Regions from separate parts of the Homo sapiens genome. Here all the other regions are linked to region 3. A link is a loop called in an ENCODE intact Hi-C map of the cell type or tissue named here. Cell type or tissue: dorsolateral prefrontal cortex. All regions are shown on one strand.

Region 1 (2,500 bases), 150 kb after region 3:
TGAGGTAGAAATCAAAGAACAACATCCTCAAACAAAAGAAATGAAAAACAGGGCCGGGCACTCACACCTGTAATCCCAGCACTTTGGGAGGCTGAGGTGGGAGGATCACTTGAACCCAGGAGTTAGAGACCAGCCTGGGCAACATAGCAAGATCCCACCTCTACAAAAAAAATTAAAAATTACCAGGGCATCGTGGCATGCACCTGTGGTCCCAGCTACTTGGGAGGCTGAGGTGAGAGGATCCCTTGAGCCCAGGAAGTCAGGGCTGCAGTGAGCTGTGATGACGCCACTGCCCTCCAGCCTGGGCAACAGAGCAAGACTGTCTCTAAATAAGACAAACAAATTGAAAAACAGCAAAAAATCTCTCTAACAGCATTCAACTAATATCTCGGCCTAAATACTCTCCTCTTTCCTTTATTCACCTTGTATAATAAACTGTGATTATAAGTTTTTAATATCATTTCAGCAAAATGAAGTAAATCAACATTTATCTGCAAAAACTTCATATGCATCCACGCAGAAAAGTCAGACTAGTTTCTCTGTCACCGGGTTCCCCAGAACACAATGATCCTCTCAACACATCTGCAATATTGAAGGCCAGGCACCATGGCTCACGCCTATAAGCCCAGTACTTCGGGAGGCCAAGGTAGAAAGGTCACTTGAGGCCAGGAGTTCGAGACCAGCCTGGGCAACGTAGTGAGACCCTATCTCTATAAAAAAATATATATTTTTAAATTAGCTGGGCATGGTGGTGCACACCTGTAGTCCTAGCTACTCGGGAGGCTGAGGTAGGAGCTTCACTCACGCCTGGGAGTTCAAGGCTACAGTGAACCATGAATGCACCACTGCACTCCAGCCTAGGTGACAGAGCAAGACCCTGTCTCCAAAGAAATACAGACATTTACAATACTGAGCGGATGTCAAAGATCCTCATTCTTAAGCTCAGCATTTGGAAAACTACAGCAATTTCAGCCGCTGACCTATTTTAGGAACTCATCTCTGAGCTGATCATTCAAGTGCAGTCTTAGGCTTACTGCAAAGAATACATCTGGAAGGTTAATGAAGAGTACATTAAAAAATATCCCCGATCCCTTTTAACTTTGTTAACCTGGAGAAACTGAGTTAGGATTGATGGGCTGGTTATATCCGTCCTTCCTGTGACGCTGGACCTAATTTCTCACCAGGAATACCGGACGCTGTCAACCCTCACTCTGACTTAAAAGGCCTTTTGGGGACATCTTGTGAAAATGTTTTGATACTGCAGCCCGTACACCAGAAAGGGAAGTAGCAGCCAGGCTCCCAGGCTCCTGTCCAAGATGCCAGGCACCAGGGGTGACGGCACGGCCCTGGGCCCTGCACAGATAAAACAGTGATGCCAGCCAAAGCCCAACTCAGGCAAAGGAGAGCCCCCGAGGCAGGGGGCGAGGACACTTCCCGAGACGCGCTTCCCCTGCTGTAGGCAGGTGGGGTGACGCGAGATGCCAGGCGCGGGACTGTGAGCCTGTCCAACCCAGCCAGAGAAAACGTTCAGCATCTGCAAACATCTGCTCCCGCGGCCGCACCAGCCCAGGTCCAAATCTGCTTTTGAAAAGGCAGAGCCTCGGCCGGGCGCAGTCGCTCACACCTGTATCCCAGCACTTTGGGAGGCTGAGGCGGGTGGACCACCTGAGGTCAGCAGTTCGAGACCAACCTGACCAACATGGCAAAACCCCGTCTCTACTAAAAAATACAAAAATTAGCCGGGCGCGATCGCGGGCGCCTGTGATCCCAGCTACTTGGGAGGGGGAGGCTGAGACATGAGAATAGCTTGAACTCAGGAGGCGGAGGTTGCAGTGAGCTGAGATCGTGCCACTGCACTCCAGCCTGGGCAACAGAGTGAGACTCCATCTCAGAAAAAAAAAAGGCAGGGCCAGTGACCTCCACGGTTGACTCTGACACTCCAGCCGGCAGGGCCACGGCCGACTCGCCCGCTCTCAGTGGCACTCTGGGGACACCTTCATTTCCATCAGGTAGGCTTTGGGTTCCATCAACTTTTTTTTTTTGAGAAGGGTCTCGCTCTGTCATCCAGACTGGAGTGCAGTGGCACAGTCATGGTTCACTGCAGCCTTGAGGGCCTGGGCTCAAGCGATCCTCCCACCTCTGTCTCCCGAGTTGGTGGGACTCCAGGCACGCACCACCACACCTGGCTAATTTTTGTATTTTTTGTAGAGACAGGGTTTTGCCACGTGGCCCAGGCTGGTCTTGAACTTCTGGGTTCAAGTGATCCACCCGCCTTGGCCCCCCCAAAGTTTTGGTCTTACAGGCCTGAGCCACCACACCTGGCCTCACTCTTAAGTTTTTTTTTTTTTTTTTTTTTTTTTTTTTTTTTTTAATTAATTTATTTTTTTTTTATTGATCATTCTTGGGTGTTTCTCGCAGAGGGGGATTTGGCAGGGTCATAGGACAATAGTGGAGGGAAGGTCAGCAGATAAACAAGTGAACAAAGGTCTCTGGTTTTCCT
Region 2 (2,500 bases), 79 kb before region 3:
TGCAATGACAGGCATGAGCCCCGGTGCCCGGCCTTCTTTTGTATTAACTGGAATTCGTGTGCAAAGGCTGCTGGCCTCCTCCCCTTCCTTTTTTTTTTTTTTTTTTTTGAGACGGAGTCTCGCTCTGTCGCCCAGGCTGGAGTTTAGTGGCGTGATCTCCACTCACTGCAAGCTCCACCTCCTGGGTTCACACCATTCTCCTGCCTCAGCCTCCCAAGTAGCTGGGACTACAGGCGCCCGCCACCACACCCAGCTAATTTTTTTGTATTTTTAGTAGAGACGGGGTTTCACCGTGTTAGCCAGGATGGTCTTGATCTCCTGACCTCGTGATCCGCCTGCCTCAGCCTCCCAAAGTGCTGGGATTACAGGCGTGAGGCACCGCGCCCGGTCCTCCCCTTTCTCTTTACTTGTTCCATTCTTTATGTATATGTCTATGGACTTGGGGGTGTGTACCTTGCTCCCCTGTTATAATCCCCTTATACCATCTTCCTTTTGTTGCTCAAATTACTCCCCCAGCTTTAGCCATTAAAAGCTCCTTCAGAGGCCAGGTGTGGTGGCTCACGCCTATAATCTCAGCACTTTGGGAGGCCGAGGCGGGCGGGTCACCTGAGGTCAGGAGTTCCAGACCAGCCTGGCCAACATGATGAAATCCTGTCTCTACTAAAAATATAAAAATTAGCCGGGCGTGGTGGGGGGCGCCTGTAGTCCCAGCTACTCAGGATGCTGAGGCAGGAGAATGGCGGGAACCCGGGAGGTGGACATTGCGGTGAGCTGAGACCGCACCATTGCACCGCAGCCTGGGCAACAGAGCAGGAAAAAACAAACAAACAAAAAACTCCTTCAGAAAAGCCCGGTGGTGATCCTTCCTTTTGGGTGGCCTAACAGAGGGATGGAGTGGGGCTCCGCCTTCCTCAGCCATGGTCCTGGGTGGCGTGGCCCACACACAGGACATCTGGGGCCCCCGCCCTGTGAGAACAACCCGGCCATTTCCACCCACAGCCAAGGTGCAGGCTGTGGGCACTGGGCGTGGCACAGCCTCTAGGAGTTCTTGGTTCCGGCTCATTCCAGGGCAGACCTGCAGCCACTCCTCTGTGCAGAGCGGGAGCCACCTGGCCCAGGCCTCACCTGGCCAACGTGGGGTTGTGGGTGTGGCAGGCCCTTCCCAAGCCCCGAGCTTCCCCTTCCTCCCGGGCCCTGCCGCAGGGACTTCTATATTTCCCTGTGGTCGTGAGGTGTCGCCACTGCCGTGATAAAGGGCTCTGGTGGCAAAGCCAGGGAGCAGGGCAGGAACGCCGCCGGGAATCCCCAGTGCACTCTGGGAGGGGTTGGGAGGCCCGGGAACTGCCAACTGGCGCTGGAGCCCTGTGGAGGAGGCTCTGCCCACGGGGCCGCCCCAGACAGGAGGACACGTCCTCTCCTGCTGCTGCACCCACCCAGACATGGGCTCAGGGTGGGGGCCATGGGGAGGCTCGGGGGGTCCCTGAGGTCTAACCCTGAGCACCAGATGGACACCTGCTCCCTCATCCATCCAGCAAAGGGCAGAACCTAGGGTTCCAAATAGCAGCGGGCAGCTAGGTCTGTGGGAGAGGTGCCCTGGAGCCCCTGAACACACAAGGAGACAGGCAGGGCATCTCACAGGGCCCTGGAACCCCGCCCTGCACAGCACCCAGAGACAGCAGCCTGGAGCACAGACAGTCACCGCCTGCTGGTCCCCAGGCACTTGGCCGTCTGAAGCAGCCAGGCCTTCGTGCCTACTGACCAGGCTGCAGGGGCAGGGTAGAGGGGAGGCTTCAAGGAGGGGTGAGCCCTGCCCTGAGCAGGTGGGTGTCAGTGGGCCCTGAGCACAGGGCCATACGACTCAGCACCTCTGGGTCCCTGGGATCCCAGCAGCCTCCCTGCAGCCGGGGCTCTGGGGCCCGAGGCCCTCTGGCTGGCGTGCCTGGTGCCTCCTGCGCGACCTGGAAGGTGCCGTGGCCCAAGGGAGACAGCAGCCACACACTCTGGAGCAGCCGCAGTCTACGACCCCATGCCCTCTGCAAGAGGCTGCCACCCTGCTGCCAGGTAACACCTGGCCACGGCACTCACGGCACCTTCACAAAGGGCCAGCCCTGCACTCACACCTGCACACCTCGCCTGTGCATCTCACCTGTGCCGCACACACCCGTACATCTCGTCTGTGTACCTCACCCGTGCCTCATGCACACTGTGCACCTCCCCACCATCCTCACACCCATCCAGGGGAGAGAACAGAGGGCACAGCCCATGCGGCCTGGTCTCCACAGGCAGATCATGAGCCTGGTGCTGCGGACGTGGCCGCCCCGCCGGGCCTGGTATGAGAAGCGGCCATTCACTCAGCGTGGGCTTCAGAGGCCGGCAGGCAAGGCCAAGGCCTTGGGCTCCGACCCTGCGAGCAAGCGTGTGCCTGAAAACCTCTGCCCCGACTCTACCCTGCTGGGAGGCCTCTCCCTCCCTCCAACCCCTGCCCGAGGGTCACACGGGA
Region 3 (2,500 bases):
CCCTCCCCAGTCCTTCTCCTTCCTGGTCTGTGGGTGTGAGGGCTCTGGGGACCTCGAGTGAGTGGGGAGTGGTGGATTTGTCCTGCTTTATCCACGCACCTGCCAATGGGTCCTTTTCAAGGGTCCCAGAGAACTCAGGCAGCAGGCAGCCCGCGAGCCCAGCTTCCTCACGCATGGATTTCGGGAGATGCCTCTGTGGACATCCACCCCATGGTGCCCAGATGTCATGGGAGAGGCAGACACCCCGAACCCCATGGCTCACGACGTGGCTGAACTGCTCCCCGGACGTCTGTCCTCAGCAGCAGGAGGGACGCCGACCCCGGCCCCTGTACCCCCCCGCCTCTAGGTCTCCAGGGAAGGACCCTCCTGGGGTGGGCAGGCTGCTCTTGGCCCCAGATCTGCTTCTGGGTCTGAGGCTGGCCCTCAGCCGTGCTGCACGTGCCTCCCATTACCATCCTAAGTCAAGGCAAAACAAAACCACACAGTCCCCGAGCCATCTGCAAACCTCCCGCAGCAAGCTCGGAGGGTGAGGCCCCCCCACAGTAAGCTCGGAGGGTGAGGCCATCTGAGTGCCGGGCTGGCCGGGCTTAGGAGGAGACCAAGCTTTACCCACGGAGACGCCGTTTAATGGAACCCAAGTGACCCAAGGGAGCTGCCACGCCACCGCTCAACCACACCCACAGGGAACACACATGTAGGGGCCTGGGGCCTTGTCCAGTGCGGGGGTCCTGGTTCAGATGTCCTGAAGCTCCTCCCTCGGAGTGGGCAGCCCCCATTAGGAAACTTCTGGAACCCAGAGGCTGGAAGCCGGCCTCACTCTGGGACCTGGGCCCTCCCCGTGATTGCTGGGGCTCCCTCAGAGCGGGGGTCTTCTTCCCACCTTGGATGCTGAGGGGGAAGGAGGTAAGACACTGGAGGGCTGGGTGGGCTCACCAGGCTTCAGAGGGCAGTGGGACTTGGACAGCTCAGCCTAGCGCCCAGCTGTCTCTCCGGGCAGGTCTCACAAATGCCCCGAGGCAGGCCCATCGCTGGCCAAATTCCCCACCCCTCCTGCCTGGACTCAGTCCCTTGTGAAATCTAAGCAAAGTCCTAGGGTGTCTGAGGTCAGAGTGCATCGGGTAGCTCCTGCTGCATAACAAGCGGGGGAGGGGGTGGCCCATGGCTCTGGACTGCTGGGCCACAGGGGTGATGAGGTGAGGCTTGGAGGAGTCTGTAGGATCCTAACTTTGATGACTATTCAGGGTTTGAGGCTGCACTCAGCTTTATCGCCTGTGAAACCCACGCAGCCAGCAGGGGTACGAGTGCTTCTGAGGTCCCAGTGGGCGGGGGGTGGCCTGACCCAGACAGGGCAGGGGGACGGCAGCTGGAGCGCGTGGAGAGAGCGCCCGTTCCCTGGGAGCCACTGGAGGGCGCATGGCACACGGCGCCCGGCCAGGGCCTGACTGTGACTGGAGCAAGAGCCGAGGGACTGGACGGACGGCAGGTGGCGCCACCTGATCTGTGCAGGGACAGGCAGGGACAGGCAGGCAGAGAAAGAGCCCAGCTGGAGGCTGCCAGCGCTCCAGGGAGAGGAGTGGGGAGCGGACAGCGCCGGCCCGGGCTGGAAGGTCAGCTTGAGGCTCTGGGATGTGAACACTGGGCACCGAGTCATCCAGAAATAAATCCCAGGCACGGTGGGAGGCCGGGGTGGGAGGATCGCTTGAGCCCAGGAGTTTGGGACCAGCCTGGGCAACACAGTGAGGCCCCCCGCTTCTACAAAAAATACAACAATTAGCCGGGTGTAGTGGTAGCAACTGTGTTCCCAGCTACTCAGGAGGCTGAGGGAGGAGAATCGCCTGAGCCCAGGGGGGTGGAGGTGGCAGCGAGCAGAGCTCATGCCACCGCACTCCAGCCTGGACGACAGAGCGGGACCCTGTCTCTAAAAAGATGCCACTCTCTTGGGGGCTTGGAGGGAGGACAGTGCTCTGAGGGTGATTCAGCGGCCGAACCTGTGTCACTCTTGGTGGAGTGAGCAGACGGCACTTGGTGTGAGCTGTTTCTCAGACATCAATCCTGCAAGAAACTGCTCAGAGGCCGCTTCCTCAGAGGGCTGGGTGGGCTGGGGCAGGGGACGGTTTCCGGAAGCCGCACAGTGCTGTGAGAGGTCTCCAGCCTGCTCTGCGTGTTCGCACCCCCAATGTCAGGGAGGGCCCTTTGGCCTGGAAAGCCCAGTCTCCACAGGTCTGCTCACCCCCACAGGCAATGTGATTCTGACTTCCAAACAATGCTCCCTTTGATTATTTAAAAACATTACTTTTATTTTTATGTATTTATTTTTTCAGACAGAGTCTCGCTCTGTCACCCAGGCTGGAGTGCAATGGCACGATCTCGGCTCACTGCAACCTCTGCCTCCCGTGTTCAAGCGATTCTCCTGACTCAGCCTCCTGAGTAGCTGGGATCACTACAGGCGCCCACCACCACACCCAGCTAATTTTTGTATTTTTAGTAGAGATGGGCTTTC

Evidence for each region. A loop is a pair of places that touch in the nucleus more often than their neighbours do. Peaks named below come from ENCODE experiments on the same cell type or tissue, not always from the same donor. Only the 100,000 strongest peaks of a DNase experiment are listed, where the experiment ranks them.
Region 1: a loop joins it to region 3, with 2.8 times the contacts of the local background. A loop is called at or near these places in 47 of 110 quality-filtered maps.
Region 2: it touches region 3 in a loop (4-fold over the local background); 5 of 110 quality-filtered maps call a loop at or near these places.

What each region holds. Positions count from the first base shown.
Region 1 is chr7:1,143,104-1,145,603 of GRCh38, forward strand. No RefSeq gene overlaps it. Among named protein-coding and RNA genes, the nearest start is that of CHLSN, 6.1 kb to the left of the region's middle. RefSeq lists an enhancer at 2,339-2,500. In dorsolateral prefrontal cortex, CTCF peaks have their summits at 1,246 and 1,445; a DNase peak (open chromatin) is centred at 1,282; H3K4me3 peaks cover 811 bases.
Region 2 is chr7:913,111-915,610 of GRCh38, forward strand. All of the region lies in intron 4 of ADAP1 (ArfGAP with dual PH domains 1), which reads right to left. Among named protein-coding and RNA genes, the nearest start is that of GET4, 38 kb to the left of the region's middle. In dorsolateral prefrontal cortex, a CTCF peak has its summit at 1,227; a DNase peak (open chromatin) is centred at 1,301; H3K27ac peaks cover 2,500 bases.
Region 3 is chr7:991,858-994,357 of GRCh38, forward strand. It overlaps a transcript of CHLSN not described here. Among named protein-coding and RNA genes, the nearest start is that of CYP2W1, 9.9 kb to the left of the region's middle. RefSeq lists a silencer at 1,210-1,299. In dorsolateral prefrontal cortex, CTCF peaks have their summits at 1,443 (motif pointing right) and 1,649; DNase peaks (open chromatin) are centred at 1,059 and 1,474; H3K4me3 peaks cover 370 bases; H3K27ac peaks cover 349 bases.